2 separate regions of the Homo sapiens genome follow, and region 1 is linked to region 2. A link is an interaction called in ENCODE POLR2A ChIA-PET data of the cell type or tissue named here. Cell type or tissue: CD4-positive, alpha-beta T cell. All regions are shown on one strand. Each heading gives the region's core, and the rest is flanking DNA. Links, peaks and the distances in the headings are about the cores only.

The links. ChIA-PET counts read pairs that join two places held together with the same protein. Peaks named below come from ENCODE experiments on the same cell type or tissue, not always from the same donor. Only the 100,000 strongest peaks of a DNase experiment are listed, where the experiment ranks them.
Region 1: POLR2A ChIA-PET joins it to region 2 with 10 read pairs; 4 of 35 experiments call an interaction of 5 or more read pairs at or near these places.

The regions. Positions count from the first base shown.
Region 1 is chr22:42,441,502-42,453,096 of GRCh38, forward strand. It overlaps LOC101927344 (a long non-coding RNA gene), which reads left to right. Exons shown (of 6, transcript NR_188414.1): 3 at 4,201-4,315; 4 at 4,662-4,738; 5 at 7,206-7,323; 6 at 8,864-9,344. Among named protein-coding and RNA genes, the nearest start is that of NFAM1, 15 kb to the left of the region's middle. RefSeq lists enhancers at 1-92, 2,679-2,858, 2,866-3,632. In CD4-positive, alpha-beta T cell, for the core only: a CTCF peak has its summit at 3,076 (motif pointing left); DNase peaks (open chromatin) are centred at 2,750 and 3,090; H3K4me3 peaks cover 1,254 bases; H3K27ac peaks cover 1,715 bases.
Region 2 is chr22:41,770,957-41,784,407 of GRCh38, forward strand. It overlaps MEI1 (meiotic double-stranded break formation protein 1), which reads left to right. Exons shown (of 31, transcript NM_152513.4): 20 at 1-5; 21 at 5,146-5,311; 22 at 7,752-7,856; 23 at 10,328-10,438; 24 at 10,729-10,889; 25 at 13,383-13,451. Among named protein-coding and RNA genes, the nearest start is that of CCDC134, 23 kb to the right of the region's middle. RefSeq lists enhancers at 10,360-10,409, 10,420-10,519, 10,670-10,719. In CD4-positive, alpha-beta T cell, for the core only: no CTCF peak of the experiment used is centred there; DNase peaks (open chromatin) are centred at 9,235, 10,315 and 11,555; H3K4me3 peaks cover 2,630 bases; H3K27ac peaks cover 3,755 bases.

The sequences.
Region 1 (11,595 bases), core at 601-5,600, 660 kb after region 2:
TCGGGGTGGCCCTTAGGAAGGGAGCTGTTTTGGAAGACCCCTTGACTGCCCTTCTCCTCTGTCTCATCCTCATTCCAGGACCTTGCTCAGTGGCTGAGATTGTATACTCGTCATTTTGATTTAGAAAAAGACATGATCAGGTTCTGGGATCTATTCTCCCTAAGGATGTCTGGCCAGGGTAATAGCCCTGCACTGAGCAGAAGGCATGGAGACCACAGGGTGGGCCACAGAGCAGGAAAGATCGAGGGAAGGGGCAAAGAATGGCAGAGGTGAAGGAATCCAGAGTACTCCAGGTGCTGCACACACACCAGACCTCACAGCCCCCTGTGGAGCTCAGATTATTCCCTTATTTTTCTTTTTTTTTTTTTTTTTGAGATGGAGTTTCCCTCTTGTTGCCCAGGCTGGAGTGCAAAAGTGCAATCTCCGCTCACCACAACCTCTGCCTCCCAGGTTCAAGCTATTCTCCTGCCTCAGCCTCCCGAGTAGCTGGGATTACAGGCATGTGCCACCACGCCCAGCTAATTTCGTATTTTTAGTAGAGACAGGGTTTCTCCATGTTAGTCAGGCAGGTTATCCCCATTTTATAGGGAAAGAACTTGAGTCTGCAAGAAGCAAGTCACCCAGGATTCTCAGGGCGAGGAGGAGGCTGAACCAGGATTTGGACCCAGATATCTCTGGCTCTCAAGCCTCCTCTTTTCTATAAACCACCTGTTTACAGCACAGAGGGAGCTGGTCATTGGGGCCGAGCTGGGTTTATGGTATCTGAAGCTTACACAATTTCAAGAGGACTCTCATTTAAAAAAAAAAACAAACACAATTACAAAACCAAAATTAGGCATAACAGTGAATTTTATTTATTTATTTATTTTATTTTTAATTTTTTTTTTTGAGGCGGAGTCTCGCTCTGTCACCCGGGCTGGAATGCAGTGGCGCCATCTCGGCTCACTGCAAGCTCCGCCTCCTGGGTTCAGGCCATTCTCCTGCCTCAGCCTCCCGAGTAACTGGGATTACAGGTGCCCACACCATGCCCGGCTAACTTTTGTATTTTTAGTAGAGACAGGGTTTCACCACATTGGCCAGACTGGTCTCGAACTCCTGACCTCAGGTGATCTGCCTGCCTCGGCTTCCCAAAGGGCTGGTATCACAGGCTTGAGCCACCACACCTGGCTTCCCTATGTTTTTCTATATCCTGATCGCTTCCTTGTACAACAAGGATTTTGCAATGCCATATTCTATAGAGAAAACAAACTTCAATCAAATTTCTTTGATATGGTAGCAGGAAGAGTTCAGGGCATGGCTGTGTCAAGTTTTCTCATGTGGGACCTGACCTTACATGCTCCTTGGATGGGCCACACTGGTGACCACGCGAGGCTTTGATGCTCTCATCACAGGGACCTGTTCTGAGTTTTATGTTGTCTTTGTTGGTTTCAACATTTTATGCCAAATCAGCAAGAAATTTAAATCTTTTTTCATCATGATCATTGTATTCATTCTCCTTCATTCATTGGTGAGCCTGTTCCTGGAAGCCATCTGTACCCTCGGACAGCCAGCAACGACTGAGCTACACATGGATAGAACCATGAACCACAAGAAATACCCCTGAATTCTGAACTATTTCCATATCAACTTCTCCCAAAATACCCACAGCCAGTCCAACACCATCCAACTGGATGGGAGCAGGGAAGGCGGGGAATCAGAGTGGAAAGAGACTTAGCTGAGTTATTTTTATTATTTTTAAAAGCCTTATTCATAGACATATGTGTATATTTAGAGACAGAGTCTATCACTACGTTGCCCAGGTTTGATTCTTTTTTTAGAGACAGGTCTGGAGTACAGTGGTGCAATCTTTGCTCATCACAGCCTTGAACTCCAGGGCTCAAGCCATCCTCCCACCTCAGCCTCCTGAGTAGCTGGGACTACAAGCATGTGCTGTGCCACCAAGCTGGCTTGGTGTGACTAACTGATGTCTCACCTTTGCAAACTTTACAGAAACATATGACATAGGAACACATTGCAATTACATATTGCAATTCAGCAGAAAAAAAAAAAAGAAAGACTTTCTTTTTACTGAATGGCACTGACTTACCAGGTACATACAAGCAAGTGGAGTCTGGGGACCACTTTTTGGCTGTTCTAGAGAAAGTGCCCCAAAGAGGATTCAGCAGCCAGACTCCTGTTAGTTTTCTCATCTCACTCAGAAGGCTCAGCCTCTGAAACAACCATTCCAGGACTTGGAGGCAGGGGATCTGGGTTAAAGGCCCAGCTCTGCCGTTTCCTAACTGTGGGGCCTTGGCAAGTGCAGGTCCTGTGAGCTTCACCAGCCTCATTAGCAAGAATAGTTCATGTTCCCCTGCCACGGAAGTGCCCTGTGAACTAGAAGAGAGCATGGGCAAGTATGGGGTTAGTCTCGCTAACAGATCAGCCAGCTTCTGTCTGGGCAATTCTGTCATTTAGGGTTTTGCTGGGGTGGCCCCGGGAGTCGTTTGGGAGTTCACCTATCTCCCCAGGCATGGAGAAGGGGTGGTGTTTCTGAATCAGGATTCTGAGCTGAACTGCAAACCTGACTGTGCTCCAAGTTTCTTGGACCAGCAAGCCCAGCTCCCAGAGTCCCGCTGCCCTGGCCTGAACCCGCCGCTCCACACCCCGGGCTCTCGGCAGCCGGGCGGCTCGTGGGAGGAGGCGCCATGAGCCTTCTTGCATTTCCTGCTTCAGACTTGATGGATTACAGAGGACTCCTGCTCCAGCTGTGGGGAACTCCAGCCCGCACTTTGCCTCCAGCCCGATGGTGCAAGATCCAGCTTCTCTTCAGCCTGGCATCAAACGTCTTTTTGATCAGCTTTTCATCCATTTTCTGAAAATGTAGTGATTGAGAGATGTTCTGAATCTTGCAGAATTCTGTGTCGCACCCTGGCCACACATCAATGCAGGCCTGAACCTGACCCTGGGTGGACTCCCTGCTCTCTGCCAGCCCCTTTCTCACCCCTGGGTCCCCACGGCCCCTGGCTCTCTCCCCTCTGCTAGAATCTCGCTGAGGGATTGGTGGGGAGGGGGTGGTCACGCACTGGGTGGAGATCTGGTGCCCCCTGGAGGCCGGACAGGAAGGGCCAGGGCGGACAAGGTCTTTGAGAACTCGGTGGCATCCCGCTCCTGATGGCCTGGGTCCCACCGCCCCTCCCCCAGCCTTCCTGACAGCAGAGGAGATTGATGGGGCGCTGCTCGAATGTTCTTCATCAGCGTCTTCAGTAATAAGCTTCTCCATTGGGTAACCGATCCTAGTTTAGCAAAACCGTTTGTCAACCATTTCCTCCCTTGAGCTTGATAAGAACCCCGTGGGAGAGGAGAGAGGGGGGCCCCCCAGGATCTGAAAAGCTGTGCCTCAGCCAAGTTCATGAGTCACTGGCGAGGAGGCCTGTAGGTCAGCAAAGCCTAGGAGGTCAAGAGTGCCCACATGGGGACCTACGGGCCTCAGGGCCGCAGGTTGCTGGGTTGGACCCTGGCTTGGAGCTCAGGATAGAAACCCGGAAACCCCACAGGCAAAGAAGGATGCAGAACAGAACAGGGCAGAACCAAGGACCCAGTGAGGGTGGCTGGCGTCAGAGCAAATATCAGAGTTCACAAGGTGAAATAATCCAAAAATCTATACAGAAAAAGCTAATCATTTTCTCCAATCTCTCCCCCAAAGGTGTCTACTCCTGCAGGCTTACCTGTAACCTTTGTCACTCACTCTTCTGATTCTGCAAACATATAAACCACGGAGCCACAGCCAAGAGAATCTGGACTTGTTCGTTTTTCCTGAAATAGGATATCTTAAATAATCCGTGGCTCAGCACTGCGCCCTTTTTTTTCTTTTCTTTTCTTTTTTTTTTTTTTTTTGAGACGGAGTCTCGCTCTGTTGCCCAGGCTGGAGTGCAATGTCATGATCTTGGCTCACTGCAACCTCTGCCTCCTGGGTTCAAGCAACTCTCCTGCCTCAGCCTCCTGAGGAGCTGGGACTGCAGGTGCAAGACACCACGCCTGGCTAATTTTTGTTATTTTTAGTAGAGACAGTGTTTCACTATGTTGGCCAGGCTGGTCTCGAACTCCTGACCTCAAATGATCTGCCTGCCTCGGCCTCCCAAAGTGCTGGGATTACAGGCACAAGCCACAGCACCCAGCCTCACTGTGCCCTTTTCACTGGCAGGCATTTTATTGTCCCTACAGACCCAAGACGGGGTGGGGGAGACGTGCTTTGTGCTCACCTGGCTGGTTCATGGGCAGGTGGCCTGGAGGACCCAGCCCTGGCAGCTGTGGGGTAGCTCCAGCCTGGGCCGGACAGGTAAGCGGAATCAAGAGATGGGGCCAGTTGCGGCTACAGGGCCAGGAGGGGCTGCAGCTCCTGGTCAGGGTCTTCAGAAAAGCAGGGTTCTGCTGGCTGGCCTGCAGTGGAAAGAAGACAGAGGGACAGGGAACTGGGGGTAGGGACAACCCTGCTCAACTAAGTGACCTTGAGAGGACAGGAGTCCCCACAGGAAAATCAGGAGACTGTTCCTCTGGCTGGGGTGGGCTGTGGGGAGGATGCTGGGCCAGCAGAGCCTGACAGAGCCACCCCAGTCATAAAAGGATATGTTTTTGTCAAGACTTTTCTAAACCCATAATCACCTCCCTCCTATGTCTTGGGTCAGCTTCTTTCATCGCAGGCACCACTGCGGACATTGCTGGGAGGAAGAGGAGGGAGAAGCGACGGGCTTCATTAGGAACGGTGAGTTTGTGACTCTGCCGCTAAGTGGCAGCTCCAGCTCACCCCCCCAGCTCCCTCCCACAGGCCACGGCTGGGCATGGAGAACTGGTGACTTCAGAGGCCCGGACAGAGGAGACGGGGGAGAGCGAGGGGCCGCCGTGCCTGAGGTCTGGGGGTGACAGCAGGGGATGGCCAAGGAGTGCAGGGCCAGCTTGCCCTGCCCTCTCTAAGAGAGTCTTACTGAATGTAGGGGTTGAATTGTGCTCCCCAAGAGATATGTTCATGTATTAACCTCTCCCTCCCCCCGACTCTTCCATTCCTGTGACTGTGAGCTGAATTTGGAAACAGGGTCTTTTCAGATGTAATCAGGTCCTTTCAACTCACGATAAAATAATCTTGGATTTAGGCTGGGCCCTATGTCCAACAGCTGGTGTCCTTATAAGAAGGAGAGGAGACGGCTAGGCGCGGTGGCTCACGCCTGTAATCCCAGCACTCTGGGAGGCTGAGGTGGGCAGATCATGAGGTCAGGAGATCGAGACCATCCTGGCTAACACGGTGAAAACCCGTCTCTACTAAAAATACAAAAAAATTAGCCCGGCATGGTGGCAGGCGCCTGTAGTCCCAGCTAGTCGGGAGGCTGAGGCAGGAAAATGATGTGAACCTGGGAGGCGGAGCTTGCAGTGAGCTGAGATCGTGCCACTACACTCCAGCCTGGGTGACAGAGCGAGACTCTGTCTCAAAAAAAAAAGAAAAAAAAAAAAAAAAGAAGAAGAAGAAGAAGCAGAGGAGACACAGAGGAAAGAGGGCCATAGGAAGATGGAGGCAGAGATGGCAGTGGTGAGGCTACAAGCCAAGGGATGCCTGTGGCCACTGGACGCCGGAAGAAGAGAGGGAGGATTCTTCCCTAGAACCTTCAGAGGGAGCACAGCCCTGCCAACACCTTGGTGTTGGACTTCTCGCCTCCAGAACTGGGAGGAAATCAATTTCTGTTGCCTTAAGCCACCCAGTTTATGTTATTTTGTTACAGCAGCCTGGGAAAAGGAATATACTGAATAAGAACCCAAGTGAGCTTATTAGAAAGAATATTGAGGCCTGGCGCAGTGGCTCACATCTGTAATCTCAGCACTTTGGGAGGCTGAGGCGGGTGGATTGTCTCAGTCCAGGAGTTCGAGACCAGCCTGGGCAACAAAAATACAAAAATTGGCCGGGTGTGGTGATGCACACCTGTAATCCCAGCTACTCGGGAGGCTGAGGCAAGAGAATCCCTTGAACCTGGGAGGTGGAGGTGGCAGTGAGCCGAGATCATGCCATTGCACTCCAGCCTGGGCGACAGAGCAAGACTCTGTCTCAAAAAAAAAGAATGTTGAACCTCCTCAAGAGGAGGTAAGTGATTTTAAACACTCTGAAGCCACACAGGGACAAGCCTTTTACAAGCCAAGAGGAGAAGGAGGAAAAATTGAAGTCACTTTTTTTTTTTTGAGACATAGTCTCACTCTTGTCGCACAGGCTGGCGTGCACTGGCGCAATCTCGGCTCACTGCAGCCACCACCTCTGAGGTTCAAGCGATTCTCCTGCCTCAGCCTCCTGAGTAGCTGGGATTACAGGCGCCCACGACGGCACCCAGCTAATTTTTGTATTTTTAGTAGAGATGGGGTTTCACCGTCTTGGCCAGGCTGGTCTCGAACTCCTGACCTCAGGTGATCCACCTGCCTCAGCCTCCCAAAGTGCTGGTATTACAGGCATAAGCCACTGTGCCCGGCCTTGATTTTTCTTTTTTAATGGTTAAAAAATACCTTCAAATGTACACACAGTAAAATTCACTTCTTTTGGTATATAGTTCAAATGCATAGAGTCCTATCACCATGACCGCAGTCAAGATAGGGAACATCCCGTCACTCCCAGAACTCCTGTGCTGCCGCTGGCAACCACTGCTCTGTTCTCCCGTTGCTTTTCCAGCAACGGGAGTCCTGAAAGTGGAATCGTGCGAGTCCAGGTTCTTTCGCTGAGCATCGTGATTTGAGGTTCACCCACATTGTTGTATGGTTCCTTTTCATTGCTGAGAAGTGTTCCACTGTCTGGATGGACTGTGGTCTATTTATCTATTCACCAAGTAAAGGATGTGGGCGATTTCCAGGTTTCGACGATTATGAATAAGCTGCTGTAACATTCACGCACAGGTGTTTGTATGAATGGAAGTTTTCACTTCTCTTGGGTGAATACCTGGGAGTGGGGTTTCTGGGTCCCGATCGGGTTTCTAGTGGTCTGTAAGTCAGACTTGCTAAGAGTTTTCGTTGGGGAGACGCACACAGGCAAGGTCAGCTCTCAGGGTCCTTTCTGCAATGCGGGGATGTCGAGGTCACCTGACAGAGGGGCAAATGCCAGCTGGTCGCCCAACCTGCTCTTGTCCATTCCTTTTCCCTCAGAAGCTAATAGAGGAAAGTAAACCTGTTGTTTCACTCTCATTTCCTTTTATTTTCATTAATATTAGGAAATGCCAAGATTAGTGAAAGAATGAAAAGAGTCAAAACAGCCTAGAAAAGGCTTCAATGATCCTCAAACTGGATGATCGAATCCCGAATAATTGGGAATCAACAGTAAAGGCCAAAGTAAGACTTCTAAAAAGTCCTCTTTTTTTTTTTTTTGAAGAGATGGGGTCTCACTACGTTGCCCAGGCTAGTCTCAAACTTCCAGGCTCGCCCAGTCCTCCTACCTTGGCCTCCTAAAGTGCTGAGATTACAGGTGTGAGCCACTCAACCCAGCCCAAAATCCCTATTATATCCTATTTTTTTGCTTTGCATGAAACATTTTATTTACTTCCATCCCACCCTGAACATAACAGCAGAGGGAATTTCTTTCTTTCTTTTTTTTTTTTTTTTTTTTGAGATGGAGTCTTGCTCTGTCACCCAGGCTGGAGTGCAGTGGCGCGATCTTGGCTCACTGCAAGCTCCACCTCCTGGGTTCACACCATTCTCCTGCCTCAGCCTCCCGAGTAGCTGGGACTACAGGCATGCGCCACCATGCCTGGCTAATTTTTTTGTATTTTTAGTAGAGACGGGGTTTCACCATGTTAGCCAGGATGGTCTTGATCTCCTGACCTCCGTGATTCGCCCGCCTTGGCCTCCCAACATGCTGGGATTACAGGTGTGAGCCACCGCGCCCAGCCCAGCAGAGGGAATTTCTAAAGGCAAAGACTGTTCCTGAATTAGGCGAAGGCATGGCAGCTTCACCTCTTACTGCCTGGGGTCAGGCAATTCTCTGCAGAGCAATTCTCAAGGAGGTGTCTTAGCTTGACTTGCCCCAGAATTGCTGCTGGGGAGTCCCAGCTGCCCCATCTAATTACCCTGAGCCCTTCTACCTAAATGCAGCCCTGGCCCAGCTCAGGCTGAGAAGTCCCAGGATCTGCAGTCACCAAGCAGAAGAAAACCAGAAGAGCCAACAGTGTCATTGCAGGCTAAGTCCAAGTTCAAAGAGAGGAGAAGACCAGTGTCCCAGCTCAGCTCACAGTCAGGCAGACAGAGCGAATTCTATCTCACCGTTTTTTTTTTTTTTTGAGATGGAGTCTCACTCTGTCACCCAGGCTGGAGTGCAGTGGTACAATCTCACTGCAACCTCCACCTCCCAGGTTCAAGCAATTCTCCCTGCCTCAACCTCCTGAGTAGCTGGGATTACAGGCGCACGCCACCACGCCCAGCTAATTTTTGTATTTTTAGTAGAGACGGGGTTTCACCATGTTGGCCAGGCTGGTCTTGAACTCCTGACCTCAGGTGATCCACCTGCCTTAGCCTCCCAAAGTGCTGGGATTACAGGAGTGAGCCACCGCACCCGGCATTATTTTTTTTTTTTTTTTGAGACAGGCTCTTGCCCTGTTGTCCAGGCTAGGGTGCAGCGGTGTGAACGTGGCTCACTGTAGCCTCGATTTCCTGGGCTCAAATGATCCTCTTGCCTCAGCCTTCTGAGTAGCGGGGACTACAAGTGTGCCACACCTGGCTAATTTTTTAAAAATTTTTTTGTAGAGATGAGGTCTCGCCACGTTGCCCAGGCTGGTCTCGAACTTCTGGGTTTAAGCGATCCTCCTGCCTCCTGCGTAGTCGGGACTACTGGCATGCGTCACCACACTCGGCTTACTCTGTCTTTTGTTCTCTTCAGGCTTTCGATGGATTGGACGAGGCGCGTCCACCCTGGGGAGGGCCATCATTTTATTCAGTCTACTGATGCAAATGCTTATCTCTTCTGGAAACACCTTCACAGACAGACCCAGAATATAGTTGAACCAAATACTGGGCACCTCATGGCTCCAACAGGTTGACACAAAAAATGAACCATTGCAGAAAACGAAGAACAGTCACCAACTCCCACCCATGCAGCTGGCTCATTTGCTGGGCTGCCCTCCCCAGCAGGTGGCACAGGAATCCCTGCCTTGGCAGGGAGGAGGCCTGGGGTGTGTGCAGGTACCCATGGGAAGTTTCTTTGCCATGGGGAAAGCCAGAGTCACCCCTTGCTTGAACACAAGAGTTGGAGGTTTCAGTGAGCTGAGATTACGCTATTGCACTCCAGCCTGGGCGGCAGAGTGAGACTCTGTCTCTAGATAAATAAATTAAATAAATAAATAAATATAATTTAATATAAATAACTAGAAATTTTTCAATACTTGCATCTCTGTAGGTTACCTCTGGAAGTGCAGGGCTTTGTCTTTTTGGATTAACTCAGAAATTAGACCTTCAGAAAACAACATCAGCTCTGATTCTCTGCACCCTTGATGCTGCCGGTGGCGACTGCGGCTTCCTGATGGAAATGTAGACCTGAACATAAGTCGCAGAAAAATGCAGACTTGAGTTGGAGCTAAGCTGACTCAGGTATTTTGAGATCTATAATCTGAGTGGGGAGCAGAGAGATTCCAAGATATTTGCATTCAGTGGCTTTTGCACACAGCAGAACCTGTGCTGAGGGCATTTCTAGGGTCATTACTCATAATCTGCAGTGTCTCTTTCCAGGGTTCCAGGCGTCTTACCCCAGAGGTGATTTCCAGATTTCGAGAAAAACCCAGGATTTAGGGCTGGCACGGTGGCTCACGCCTGTAATCCCAGCATTTTGGGAGGCCGAGGCAGGTGGATCACTTGAGGTCAGGAGTTTGAGACCAGCCTGGCCAACATGATGAAACCCTGTCTCTACTAAAAATACAAAAAAATTAGCCGGGTGTGGTGGCATGCACCTGTAATCCCAGCTACTCAGGAGGCTGAGGCAGGAGAATCACTTGAACCTGGGAGGCAGAGGTTGCAGTGAGCCTAGATCGTGCCATTGCACTCCAGCCTGGGCAACAAGAGCAAAACTCCATCTCAAAAAAACAAACAAACAAACAAACAAAACGCAAGATTTAGATCCCCTCACTGTAGCGCCCTCATGGCCTGGTAACTTTAGCAAAGCCTCCCCCTCCTCCCCCTCCTCCTCCTCCTCCTCCTCCTCCCTCCTCCCTCTTCTAGGTACAGAGGATGAGCAGTGGCTCCCCACACCATCCCCTGAAGCAGAGGCCCCTCTTCCCTTCATTCCCCATTCTGTACAGATGCTATGGGAGCTTCAGGCTCCACACTCAGGTCCCCAGTCCCTGAAACATAAAGCTGAATAAGACAGAGTCCCTGGGCTGAAGGGGCCACTGTTGGCCATGGAAGCAGAGTAAACAGAGTGGGGCCGACGTAAAGGTGAGCTGGGGTGCACTGGAGGCACAAAACGGGCAAGGATGGAGACGTGGGTGACGAGGTAGGGCAGACAGGCAGAGCTCAGACTGGGTCCTAGGCAGGGAGAAGTCACCATTGTAGAGCAAGGACGATGTGGTCAGATCTGGGCTTTAGAAATCTAGGTGTCTAGCCTAGGCAATATAATGAGACCTCGTCTCCACAAAAAACTTAAAAAATTAGCCGAGTGTGATGCCACATGTCTGTAGCCGCAGCTACTCAGAAAGCTGAGGATCCCAAGTGGAAGGATAACTCTAGCTCGGGAGGTCGAGGCTGCAGTGAGCCATGATCGTGCCATTGCACTCCAGCCTGGGCAACAGAGCGAGACCCTGTCTCAAGAAAAAAAAAAAAAAAGTAAAAGAAAAAGAAAGAAGAAATACAGCTCTGGAGCTGCCTAGGACAGGGTTGGGGACTCTCCTGACTAGCTGCCAGCGAATGTTTGCTTTCTGTGGCCAGGCCCTGCCTGGCCAGGGTGCACAGGGCTGAGCGAGGCAGATGGAGCCCCTGCTCTCAGACTGCTTTTCCGAATGCCATCTTGACGCTGCTCAAGTTTGGATTTTGGTTTTCATGGAAGTCAACTATGGTTCTGACATGGCCACCTCTGTCTCAACTGATGCACGGCCTAGGGAATCCGGTGATGCTTCAGCAGGTGGCAGGGCTCAGCTGCACCCGCCCGGGCCCCAGCGCCGCCTGCCACTCCTCCTCCTCCTCCCAGGCTTCGGCTGAGAGCAGGGCCTGGAGCCAGCCTGCTGGGTGGACTCCCAGCTCCACAGTTGGCTAGCTCTGGGGCCCTGGGGAGATGTCCACCCTCTCTGTGCTTTAATTTCTTCACCTGTGAGGTGGGGATGGTAGCACCTCCCTCATGGGGTGGCTATGGCTGTGAAATGAGGTAACGTCTCGGTGTTAGGCAGCTTCCAAAACGGCTCTCCAAGATCCCCTGCCTCCTGGCCTTCATAGCCTTGTGGAACCCCTGGCCCTGTGTGTGGGCTGGACTCACTGCCTGCTTCCACCCAAGAGAACAGGGCACAGCTGATGGGGGTTACTTCTGAGACTAGGTGATCAAGACTGGGGCTTGCTGGGTCCCTCTGTCTCTGACTCTTTCCTCTGCTCTCTCCTGCTCACTTGCTCACCCTAATACTATATCAAGAGCTG
Region 2 (13,451 bases), core at 8,278-13,277:
TGCTGGTAGGCAACCACTCATTCATTTCTACATTCAGAAATCGTGGGCCTTCTCTCTCTGAGAGCCGGTTTACTGAGGTCAGGAGGCACCCACATCTGCTTCAGCCCACCTCCAGACTTATCACTGTCTGCATGTGAGTTGGAGGGGTGGTGGTCTCTTCTACTTGTAGGTGCCTAGTTTCTGTAAATCCATACTCTTTCCTAAGTCTAATGGAAGTCTACCAACTGAGAGATGTGTGCCTCTCTTCCCCCCAGGGGATGACACTATGAAATGCAGATCTTAGTCACCATCCCCTCTCACCTCCCTGTCATCTCTCAAGCAGATTCTGCTGACACAGGTTTAATGTTAAAGGAAGCCCATGGGGCATGTAGATGGACATTTCTGATGGCAGAGGGACTCCTCCTCTTTTTTGCCATGACTTACATGATAATATTATATGTACATTACTTGCTCAGGCATACCTAGAATTGTCAGATGCCCCAGTACTTTTTTTTCTGGAGACACAGTCTCACACTGTTGCCCAGGGTGCAGTGCCGTGGCATGATCTGGGCTCACTGCAACCTCCACCTCCCGGGTTCACGCAATTCTCCTGCCTCAGCCTCCCGAGTAGCTGGGACTACAGGTGCACGCCACCACACCCAACTAATTTTTTACTTTTTTTTTTAAGAGATGGGGTTTCACCAGGTTGCCCAGGCTGTCAATACTTTTTGGTGAAGTACGTTACTGAAATTCCCATCAGGAATTAGATGGGCTAATTAGATTAGATAAGGTAAACTGCCTAGTGGCTGGCTTTAACTCCACTTTTTTTCCTTCCACTCAAGAAGGCAAATTGAACAACAAATTAGATACCAAGGAGAGTAGCAGGGGACAGAACTAAGATACTAGGTTTTCTTCACCAGATGAAATATTCGGGGTCAGTTCTTCACACATAGTAGGTACTTATAAATTATGACCCATTGAATTATGGGTCTAGACCAATCTAAGTCTGTCCAGGGATAGTAGTGACAATACAGTCATGCATTGCTTAATGATGGGGATACATTTTTAGAAACACAGTGTTAGGTGATTTTGTCATACCAACATCATGGAGTATACTTACAGACATCTAGATGGTCTAGCCTACTACACACCTAGGTATATGGGATGACCTGTTACTCCTAGGCTACAAACCTGTACAGCATGTTACTGTACTGAATATTGTAGACAAATGTAACACAGTGACATTTGTATATCTAAACATAGAAAAGATACAGCATGACTATATCTTATTTATTTTTATTTTTTTTCTTTTTTCTTGCTCTGTTGCCCAGGCTAGAGTGCAGTGGCAGGATCATGGCTCACTGCAGCGTCAATCTTCTGGGCTCAAGTGATCCTCCTGCCTTAGCCTCCCAAGTAACTAGAATTGGCTGGGCGTGGCAGCTCATGCCTATAATCCCAGTACTTTGGGAGGCCGAGCCAGGTGAATCACCTGAGGTCAGGAGTTCAAGACCAAGTAGCTGGAACTACAAGCATGTGCTACTGTGTCTGGCTAATTTTTATATTTTTTGTAGAGACAGTGTTTTATCATGTTGCCCAAGCTGGTCTCAAATTCCTGGGCTCCAGCGATCCTCCCACCATGGCCTCCCAAAGTGTTGGGATTATAGGCATAAACGACTGTACCTGCCATTTTTTCTTTTTAAATACATGAAACATAGGCTTAGAGAGATTTGCCCATGGTCACAAGAGTTGGAAATCAAAATATTAAAACCCAGATTTGACTCCCTATCTATCAGTTGTTCTGTCTGAGGCTCTCTTTTTACTCAGTCTGTTTATTCTTCCTGGGTTATCTCATTCACACCCATGGCTTTGTTTGCCTCCTGGCTGTATGGTGATGACTCAAATCCCTGCACCACCCCTGACCTCTCTCCTGAGCTCATACCCATGAAGTCAACCATCTATTTGACATTTCTGCCTAAAATGGAGCTCATTATCTCCTCTCCCAAATTCCCTTTCTCAGCCTGGGTCTTCCTAGAATGGAGAGGTCCCTCACTAACTGAAGGCTGTGCTAGGCCACTAACTTCACAGGATGTAAATATTAAAAGAAGCAAACCAAACAGAAATTGAATCTCAGGAGACCAAATACTTAGAGTCTACATCCCAGGGAAGCTGGAGTGGATGCCCCACCATTTATCCTGGTGACCCAGTCCTTGTCCTTGAATGTGCACCATCCTTATCACCTCTCCTTTCTGGAGGTGGTGGAGGTCAGGGCAGAGAGGAGTCTTGTGTTTCACTTGGCATAGAGCTTAACAGAAAGGAGCTGCCTTCAAGATGAGTTGTTGCATAGAGGACTAGGAAGATAGAGGCTAATCTGAACTTCAGTTTTCTCCCACAGAAAATGGAGAAAACATGAGGGTAGATGAGATAGTATGTAGGAACACTCTTGGTTTGCTTCACATAGTGGGCTGTCATTCACTAATCATTGACTGCCTCTGAACCAGATAAAGTTCATCTCAGAGAAGCTAATTGAATTGCCCAAGGTCATATAGTTAATAAGGGTCATGGCTATGACTAGAGCCCAAAGTGAGTAAGTTTTTCACTAACTTAGATCCTAGAGACATCAATGGTAAAAAAAAAAAAAAAAAAAAAGAACAGCAAGGAGGCCGGGCGCGGTGGCTCACGCCTGTAATCCCAGCGCTTTGGGAGGCTGAGGCGGGTGGGTCACAAGGTCAGGAGTTCGAGACCAGCCTGGTCAACATGGTGAAACCCTGTCTCTACTAAAAATACAAAAAATTAGCCGGGCATGGTGGCACGTGCCTGTAGTCCCAGCCACTCAGGAGGCTGAGACAGAAGAATCGCTTGAACCCAGGAGGCGGAGGTTGCAGTGAGCCAAGATCGAGCCACTGCACTCCAGCCTGGGCGACAGAGCTAGACTTCGTCTCAAAAACACAAAACAAAACAAAAGAACAGCAAGGAACAACTTTATTGTCTGTTCATATATATAATTCTTACCATTTCTCCCCAGCTTCTAGCCAGAGGAAGGAAAAAGAGTCTAAAAATTTTGTGTTGATACCAATTTCTGTTTTTTATATGGGTAATTAACAGCTGAAAACAAAGCTGTTAATTGCCACTCTTATCAATGGGTGGTCTTTCATGTAGGTTTTTTAGATGTGAAGGGACAATGACATCACAGAAACTCTGTTTGTTTCCTCTTTGGCCAAGTTACGCTGGTCTGTCAAGACCCAGAGAGTTCTGGACAGCAGAGACTACAGATTGGGTCATAGTTTTGCCCAGAGCCTTCCCACTGATCCATATGGTGGGGTCCTCACGTTCCTCTTCCTCCAGCATTCACCATAGCCACACAAAGCTGAGTAGCCCCTTCCTTTTATACCTTTAACATTCATTAACTCAGACTTCTGAGGGACCACCTCTGTGGCAGTGGGGCAGTGATGTGTTGGTGAAGGCACAAGACCAGGAAACTGGTTTGACTCTGGGATCTATGACCTTGGGCAAATCATGCCCCTCCCTTCCCGTCGGGCTTCAGCCTCATACTCTGTAAAGTAAAGGTATTGGAAAAAATTATCTAGATTCTCTCTAGCCCTCCCATTCTGTGACCTTTTTCTTTTCAGAGATGTTTTCTGAGTCTCTACAAGGTGACAAAGATGAAGTAGACCTCATCCCTTCCCTTCATTAACTCACAGTGCAGTTTAATTTACAACTTTATTACTTTCTTGATATGCAAACTGATTAACCTGCCCCAGTTTTCTCATTTGAAAAATTGGGGTGACACCTATATGGAAGAGTTATTGTAGAGGTATAAATAATGTATAAACAAATATACAGCTACTGTATAAACACAACATAGTACCTGACATTATTAGGCCCTGAGTGGTTGTTATTGATATATAGTTGTTTTTCCAGCAACTGCGGAGGTTTCTGAGAGCCAAACTTAGACATCCCTGTGACCCCATCCCTCTCCTTCTGCCCAGTGATCAGCACACCTGGGTTTGTCTGGCCAGATGCATTGTAGCCATATCTCTCTGTGTGTCAGTAGCTGTCCTCCCTGGAGAGGGAGTCTGTGTGACCTTGGATTCATAACCCTCAGTCCTAACTGGCCCAGCGCATTAGCCTGTCCAAAGGAATTGGCTTCTTTGAGCTAGCAGGTGCCAGGAGCTATCAGTAGGGTAGCCTCTGGTGCAGCTTTCTGACTGGCTTTGTCTTTAACATATACTCACTAAAATAACTCTGAAAGCAAAATAAAAAGCATCTTCCCATCTTCCGAGCCTAAGACCTTTATAGCTTGGGGCAGAGATAACCAGATGCCTTGGTAGAGAACGGGCCTGACCTGGTCCTCACTTGCCTTTCTGTGCACTGAATCTGTCCTAATTTATCCTCTGCCTGCCCAGTGACATCATTTCTCTTTCCTTCTTCTCTTCTTTAAGGCACACTCAGGTTCCCTGTCTTGAAAACAACCTCTTGACCCTAATCCTACCATTTGCAGGAGGGAGGCATCCTGGAAAATAGAGCTTTGGGCTTGGAGTTAGGAGACTTGCATTCAAATTCTGTCTGTGCCACTGGCTTATATGACCTTTAGCAAGTCATGTAATCTCTCTGAGCCTGTTTTCTCCTGTTTAGGATGGATTTAATAGGATGGACCTATTCTTTTTTTTTTTTTTTTTGAGACAGAGTTTTGCTCTGTCACCCAGTCTAGAGTGCAGTAGTGCGATCTCGGCTCACTGCAAGCCCCGCCTCCCGGGTTCATGCCATCCTCCTGTCTCAGCCTCCGGAGTAGCTGGGACTACAGGCACTTGCCACCACGCCCAGCTAATTTTTTTGTATTTTTAGTAAAGACGGGGTTTCACCGTGTTAGCCAGGATGGTCTCAATCTCCTGACCTCGTGATCCACCCGCCTTGGCCTCCCAAAGTGCTGGGATTACATGCGTGAGCCACCATGCACGGCCTAGGATGGACCTATTCTAAGGGATGGTTTTGAGGCGTCAGTGCACCTAGAAGAGCCTTTGGTACATAATAGGTGCTGAGTAAGTGACAGATTACCCAGTTTTTGTGACATCATAATTATGGGCCCTTTTCCTGCCCCTCTATTCCTCATTGTCACTTTTCCCCAACTGCAGTACCCTCTGATCTCTGGCTTTCTTCTCTCCTGCTCAGGACCTCATCTATTCCAGCCCAGTGGACACAGCTCACAAGGTACTGATTAGCCTGAGGACCTTCCTGAGGAGGAATGAGGATATCCAAGTGGGCGGTCTTATCCGAGGCCACTTCCTGCTGATCCTGCAGCGTCTGCTAGTGGAGCATGGGGCATCCCCATCAGGAGGTCAGTCTGCAGGTGCTGTGGGCACACTTTGACCTGAAAGCCAGTCGAGAATGGGCATCTCTACCCTTGTTAGGTCTGCTCCAGGAGAGAGAATCAGGGTTTTATCTGAAAAAGAAAGCCAGGCCATTGTGGCATCAAGCTAAACTTCACCTCCTTTCTCTCACTGCAGAGTGGGCGTACAACATGCTTGGTTTGCTGTGTGTGTGTTTAACATGAGTGGATGTGTTTGATGTGTGCATGCATATCCCCACCCTGTGCAGCATGTGCTCAGTGTTGTTTGTCACAAGCATGGCAGCCCCCTGTGGGAAGAAGAAAGTGAGAAATCTGGAGGAGGATGGAGGCAGCAGCAGTCCGCAGGGGCTGGGGAGGGAGGTGGATCTGTGATGTGTTGGAAGCTCCTAGTGAGATCCGGGGGATTAGTTTCCAAATCTGGAATGGTACTCACTGGAGTCAAGGAAGCTTGATGTTTGGTACAGTATGGAGACACTGAAAATTTGGATTGGTTTATTTTATTGTATTTATTTATTTTATATTTTATGTATTTATTTTATTATTATTTTATTTTTGAGACAGTCTCACTCTGTCACCCACGCTGGAGTGCAGTGGCAAGATCTCTGCTCACTGCAACCTCTACTTTCCAGGTTCAAGCAATTCTTGTGCCTCAGCCTCCCAAGTAGCTGGGACTTACAGGTGTGTGCCACGACACCCAGCTAATTTTTTTGTATTTTCAGGAGAGACGGGGTTTCACCATGTTGCCCAGGGTGGTCTCAAACCCCTGAGCTCAAGTGATCCGCCCACCTCAGCCTCCCAAAGTGGTTGGATTACAGGGGTGAGCCACTGCGCCCAGCTTAGTTTTTTTCTATTTTTAGAGAAGCTGAATTTTAAAAATAATTTTTTTTTTTTTTTGAGAGAGGGTCTCACTCTGTCGTTCAGGCTGGTGTGCAGTGGCGTGATCTCGGCTCACTGCAACCTTCACGTCCTGGGTTCAAGTGATTCTTCTGCCTCAGCCTCCATAGTAGCTGGAATTACAGGCATGCGCCACTGCACCTGGCTAATTTTTTGTATTTTTATTAGAGGTGGGTTTCACTATATTGGCCAGGCTGGTCTCGAACTCCTGACCTCAAGTGATCCGCCCGCCTCAGCCTCCCAAAGTGCTTGGATTACAGGTGTGAGCTACCACACTCGGCCTAAAATTATATTTCTAAGCAAAGCGAAAGGCAATCTGTGGCTACCTGACAGAGGACTGAGGGTTTGGAAGTAGATTTAAAGGTGTCAAGAGGAGATGAGTTATTTCTTTTCAGGGAAGGACAAGCCATGTTTAGCTGATAATACTGGTTAAGAACCTTAAGATGTAGTGGAAACATAGTGGGAAGGCCATGGGCATTGGATTCAGATTTGGGTCTATTTGGGCCATAGACTGGGTGACTTATAAACAACAGGAATTTATTTCTCCCAGTTTTGGGGGCTGGGAAATCCAAAATCAAGGTACTGAAAGATTCAGTGTCTGGTGAAGGCCTACTTCCTGGTTCATAAATGGCTGTCTTCTTTCCTTCCTTCCCTCCTTCCTTCCTTCATTCCTTCCCTGCTTCCTTCCTTCCTTCCTTCGTTCCTTCCTTCCATCCATCCTTCTTTCTCCTTCATCTTCTTCTTTCTTCTTCTTCTTTTCTTCTTCTCCTCTTGTTCTTCTTCCTCTTTTCCTCCTCTTTCCCCTCCTTCTCCCCTCCCTCCTCCTCCTTCCTTCCTTCTCCTCCTTTCTTCCTTCTCCTCCTTTCTTCCTCCTCCTTCTCCCCTGCCCCCCACAGCCTTGACCTCCTAGGCTCAAGCAATCCCCCAACCTCAGACTCCTGAGTAGCTGGGGTTATAGGCATGTGCCAGCATGATGACTTGTCTTCTTACTGTGTCCTCACATGACAGAAGGGGTGAGGGAGGGAGCTCCTCGCAGTTTCTTTCAAAAGGCCACTCATCCCATTCATGAAGATTCTACCCTCATGATTCAGTCATCTACCAAAGGCCTCACTTCCTAATACTATTACATTGGGGGTTAAGATTTCAACATGAATTTTGGAGGAACACAAACATTCAGACCACAGCATCCTGCCACTTTCTGGCTGTGGGACCTTGGAGAAGTCACTCAGCCTCTCTGAGCCTCAATTTTGTAAGTGCAAAATAGGAATAACAATCCATGCTTCACATTTTGTTTAGTGGGATTAAATGAAATAATGAATTCCTGGTACCAACCTATGTCTGGCACTTAGTATATCAGTTACGCCTGTTCTAAATGAAGAAAGAAATAGGAGTAAATCCCAACAAAACACCTCACCCCTTAGGAAACAAAAAACTTTGAACCTGTTATTAAGGGCCATTGAAGCAGGGCAGGGTGTCTGACCTTCAGGTGATCTGAGCATCAGGCTTCTTGCCCAGTCCTCCTTGTTCTTCACAGCCTCGGGGAACCTACCATTGCTGCTGAGCCTCCTCTCCCTGATGCAGCTCAGGAATGTGTCAGAGCAAGAACTGGACAGCGTGGCCATGAAGCTCCTTCACCAAGGTGCCCTGGCTGCTTGGGATAGCGCCCAAGGGCCCAGGGCTGGACGTGCAGTGGGTGCTCACTAAGTAGGCTGGTGTTCTTCTTTCTTCTACTCTTTCATCCCTTTGGAAGAAGCTAGTAGGTCAGTCTGTCCCTAGGGTTTTCTTGCTAAAGGACCTCTCAGGGCTTTCTCTGCTTGTTCTCTGGGAATGTTTGGGAGACACCCTACCTCTGCAAAAAATCAGCATTATGAGGCCAGGGGGGTGCTCATGCCTGTAATCCCAGCACTTTGGGTGTTTGAGGCCGGAGGATTGTTTGAAGCCAGGAGTTCAAGACCAGCCTGGGCAACATAGCAAGATCCTGCCTCTACAAACTGCCAGGCCTAGTGGCTCACGCCTATAATCCTAGCACTTTGGGAGGCTGAGGCAGCATGTCGTTTGAGCTCAGGAGTTCAAGACCAGCCTTGGCAACATGGTGAAACCCTGTCTCTACAAAAAAAATACAAATAATTAGCTGTGTGTCGTGATGCAGACCTATATATAGTCCCAGCAACTTGGGAAGGCCGAGGCGGGAGGATTGCTTGAGCCCAGGACGTCAAGGCTGCAGTGAGCTATGATCTCACCACTGCACCCAGCCTGGGCAATGGAGTGAGACCTCGTCCCTAAAACAAACAAATCTGTATGACAGGCACAAGCTCTAGAGTCAGGAAGGCCTGGGTTTGAATCTCAGCTTAGTCACTAGCAATCATCTAGTCTCTGTGAGTCTTAGGTTCCTCATAGGTAAAGTAGTAGTACTTTCCTAAACTAGGGTTAAGATACGGAATACTTATCTAGTTGTTAAGATAAGGAATACTTATCTAGTTAGATAGAGAATGTCACACAGTGCTTGACACACAGTAGACCTTCAACAGATCCTATTCATGCAGATTCCTTTTTTCCTGGCACAAGGTCAGCTCTCCAGCTCATCCTACAATTGACTCAGATCTGATGATCCAGTTCACAGTTCTCCAGGCTTTTTTCTTACCCACACCCCAAACCTCCTCGGTTTCTCAACTCATGATGCTGCCATCACTTCACAGGCAGCACCTGCAGGAAGATTTGCTGAGGGAAGGTTGAAATGAATAGGAAAAATGACATGTCTTCAGTGTTTGTGGACCCCCCAGCTCCTGTAGCCACAGGTGAAGATGGGGCATCTTCCCTGCCTGGAGCCCAGTCCACCTCATGAGAACATCAGTGTCAGATTCAAAAAAAGGCCACTGGGGACGCATTGCAGATGGCCTCAGCCTGGTGCCAGTCATCACCAGCCTGTCTGTGAGATCAAGGCTGACACTAAGCTAGGAGGGGGATCTGTGTGTGACAAACTCAGCCTTCAGAAGAGCCTCTGACAGGGAGTAACAGGCTGAAACCCACACATGAAATGTAATAGGACATTTACATATAATCCTTGAGCACTTCTATATGACAGCAGAGAGTAGAGGACTGTGGTTCGGGGTGGAGGTACTGGTGTGGGAGGGAGCTGAGACCTGCTTGTCTGGGTGAGCACCGAAGTCAGGGTGTGATGTGGCTGCCAAAAAGTGAATGGAGCTGTAGGTAGGTTTCATATTAGGATGGGGATAGGGAGATGGGAAGTGGGAGTTCCCAAGAGTAAAGGGATATGTTCTATAGATATCTACAGTGTAATGTTGCACTGATGAGGCCTGGGAGAATGCAGAAGCACATCTAATCTTGCCTTGAGAGGTTAAGGAAGGCTTCAAGGGGGAGATGAACTTTGAGCTGAATTTTTTTCTTTTCTTTTTTTTTTTTTTTTTGAGACAGGGTCTCACTCTGTCACCCAGGTTGAAGTATAATAGCATGATAACTGCTCACTGCAGCCTCTACCTCTCGGGCTCAGGCGATCCTTCCACCTCAGCCTCTCGAGTAGCTGGGACTACCAGTGTGTGCCACCATGCCCAGCTAATTTTTTGTATTTTTTTGTGGAGAGACGGGGTCTCACCACATTGCCCAGGTTGGTCTTGAACTCCTGGGCTCAAGCAATCTGCCTGCCTCTGCCTCCCAAAGTGTTGGGATTACAGGCGTAAGCCACTGCGGAGGCCTGAGCTGAATCTTGATTGCTGACGGGGACAAGAGGAGTTAGCTAAATGAAGTGATGTGAGAGAGGGGATGTGGCAAGTGCAGGGAACTGCACTTCATTCGACTGTTAAAGTTCCCTTGGGAAGGTGGTGACGATGTTCACAGGATGGATCCCTTTGAAATCCTAAAGTCTTTCTGTGATGTGCAGCTGTAGGCTGCTTGCCTGATGTTTGTCTAGATGGAGGGTGTGAATGTGCCTTAAGGTTTGTCACTGTGTTTCTTTCCATTGGTTGTAATATCAGGGATACTTAGTTTGTGCTTGCTCCCCAAGACTGACATCTGAAATAGCCAGTCGCAGGCTACCACCTATGACAAGTGTGAGTGTTTTGCGACAGGCCGACTGGGGACTTTCATCTCTTGCAGTAAGCAAGCTGTGTGGGAAGTGCAGCCCCACTGACGTGGACATCCTGCAGCCCTCCTTCAACTTCCTGTATTGGAGCCTTCATCAGACCACACCCAGCAGTCAGAAAAGAGGTGCAGGGGCCCGGGCTGGGACAGTGAAGAGTGCTGGGCAGTCTGTGGTCCTCTGTATCTCAACTTTTTCATCTTAAAAAAACAAATAGGGTTGTGTGTGTGGCTGGTGGTCATAAGGTCCTTTCTGGCTCTAATAACCTGAGCTTCTGTTATGAAGCTGGGACCCTTAGAGCCTCAGGATGATCCTCTGTTTGTTTGTGAAGCCCCAATCAGGTGCTAAGCACCATAGTGGCACTTAGCTGAAGCTCCTCTGTAACTCCTGTGGGCCCTGCCTTGCCCACCCCCGACAGCTGCTGCAGTGCTCCTGAGCAGCACAGGCCTGATGGAGCTTCTGGAGAAGATGCTGGCCCTCACCTTGGCAAAGGCAGATTCTCCCAGGACTGCACTCCTCTGCTCTGCCTGGCTGCTCACTGCCTCCTTCTCTGCCCAGCAGCACAAGGGCAGTTTGCAGGTTAGTCTTTAACTCCTGTGGCTTTGAGGCATGGGGTGGCACTCAAAGGAGTGTTGAAGATCCTGAGTTCTGGTCCCAGCTCTGGGGGCTTATTAGCTGTGTGACCTTGGCAAGGTATTTACCCTTTCTGAGCTCAGTTTCCTTTCCTACAAAATGGGGAAAACATCTCAGGATTGTTGTGAGGTTGTTTCATATTAATCCACTTAACACATAAGGTTTACCTACACTCCAGGCTCTATTCTTGGCACAGAGGAATAAAAAATGAATATAGCATGTGTCCTACCCTTAGGGAACTTGTAGTCTTTAAGGATAAGATTGTACTCAGCAAAGATAGTGGGAGAAGGCATTCCAAGTAGAGAGAACAATATGAGCAAAGGCATGAAGCTGCACAAATTCAGGACATGCTCTGTATATTTGGGGAGTGGTGAGGTGCTCTGTGTGATGAGAAGGTGGGGAATGAATGGAGCAGAAAAGACCAGACGGGGAGGCAGAAGCCAGCCTGCGACCTTAAAGTGCAGCATGGCAAGCCGTGGAATGCCACACATGGTTAACTGTCATTATTACTGTTCGAGAAGGTGATGCAGGGAAGAGGAGAGCAGTGGACTTATCCACAGAGCACCTCCTTCCCCTCAGCCCCTCCCTCTTGTAGGGCCTTGTCATCACAGTGCCCTGCGTGAGCTCCTCTGTGGGCTACTTCTCATGGAAACCATCTGCTAGCCTCTGTGGTATCCTCACACTGCGCCCAATACTGTGCCAATCTAGTGATGGGCACACAGAAGTGACATGAGTTTTAAACTTTGGCCTCTAGAGGGGCAACAAGCTGTGGCAAATCTATGCTCTGGCAAATCCTGCAGGTTGTTGCCTGTGGTTGGTTTAGGACAGAAACCTTTCCTAATTTTCCGTGTGAGGCTGCTGGGCTCATCCAGCTGTCTGCAGTCACCTGCCTAGGAGAAAACTTGCATTTTGTCCTTGGCTCTGCCCTGGCCCTCAGCTCACACCTAGGCAATTACCTGCTCCTAGCTACCTCCAGTGCCCTAACTCAGGCCTGATCATTCGTCCTCCCCACTAATGTGACCTAGTTACAGTCTCCTGGCCACCCGCCTCTTCCCTCCTCTGCATGTCCTATCATTGCAGCCACAGTCTGTCCTCACACCCCTTCTGCCCAAGCTCCTTCAGCAGCCTTTTTGTCCTCCTCTAGGCCTGGCCCTCTGCAGCCTTACTTTCTGCCATTCCCACCCACCTTCCCTGTCCTCTGGCCAGGCATTTGTGCTTCTCCCAGTCAGCTATGCTCCTTCACATTGCCATACCTTTTTTTTGTCTGTTTTGTTTATTATTAATAGACTTCATTTTTAGGACAGTTTTAGATTTATAGAAAAATGGTGCAGGTAGTACAGAGAGTTCCCATATAACACCCCCCCTCACCCCCGACACACATACACAGAGTTCCCTGTTATTTTATTTTTTCAGACAAAGTTTTGCTCTAGTTGCCCAGGCTGGAGTGCAATGGTGTGATCTCGGCTCACCGCAACCTCTGCCTCCTGGGTTCAAGCGATTCTCTTGCCTCAGCCTCCCTAGTAGCTGGGATTACAGGCATCTGCCACCACACCCAGCTAATTTTGTATTTTTAGTAGAGACGGGGTTTCTCCAAGTTGGTCAGGCTGGTCTTGAACTCCTCACCTCAGGTGATCCACCCACCTCAGCATCCCGAAGTGCTGGGATTATAGGCGTGAGCCACTGTGCCCGGCTTGTCTTAATTTCATAGATGAAGAAAGTCAGGCATGCTGAGAGAGGTGCAGTAACTTGCCCAAGGCCATACAGCTGACAGGTAGCAAAGCCAGGATTTTATTTTATTTTTTAAAGAAATGGAATCTGTCGTCCAGGCTGGAGTGCAGTGGCAGTATCCCAGCTCACTGCAGCCTTGGCCTCCCAGCTCAAGTGATTATCTCACCTCAGCCTCCTGAGTAGCAAGAACTACAGACACATGCTACCATGCCCAGATAATGTTTTTGTATTTTCTTGTAGAGATGGGTCTTCGCCATGTTGTCCAGGCTGGTCTTGAACTCCTGGGCTCAACGAATCCTCTCACCTCAGCCACCCAAAGTGCTGGGATTACAGGTGTAAGCCACTGTACCTGACTTGAGAGCCAGGATTTTGATTTGGCCTGTCTGACTCCAGATCTTCTGAGTTAGGTGTATAGTGAACAGAGCCAGAGACTGAACCACAGATGAGGCCAGAGAAGGCTGTCTGATGGAGGAGGCCAGTGAGGATGGGGGAGATTTGGAAGAAAAAGAGTTCTCCAGGTTCGGACTTGATTCTCCGCATGCTCCTGAAGCCAGGGCTGGTGCAGCTTGGAGGACTCTGTGTGGCCTCCTCCGTCCCCTTTTGATGCAGTGGATATGTGGGGGGAGGTGATAGAAGAGATTTTCAGGCAGGTTATTTTCTGCCCAGGCTTCCAGAACATGGGGGTTAGCCCTTTACCCTGTGCCCTGCCAGGTTCACCAGACACTCTCTGTGGAAATGGACCAAGTATTGAAGGCTCTCAGCTTTCCAAAGAAAAAGGCT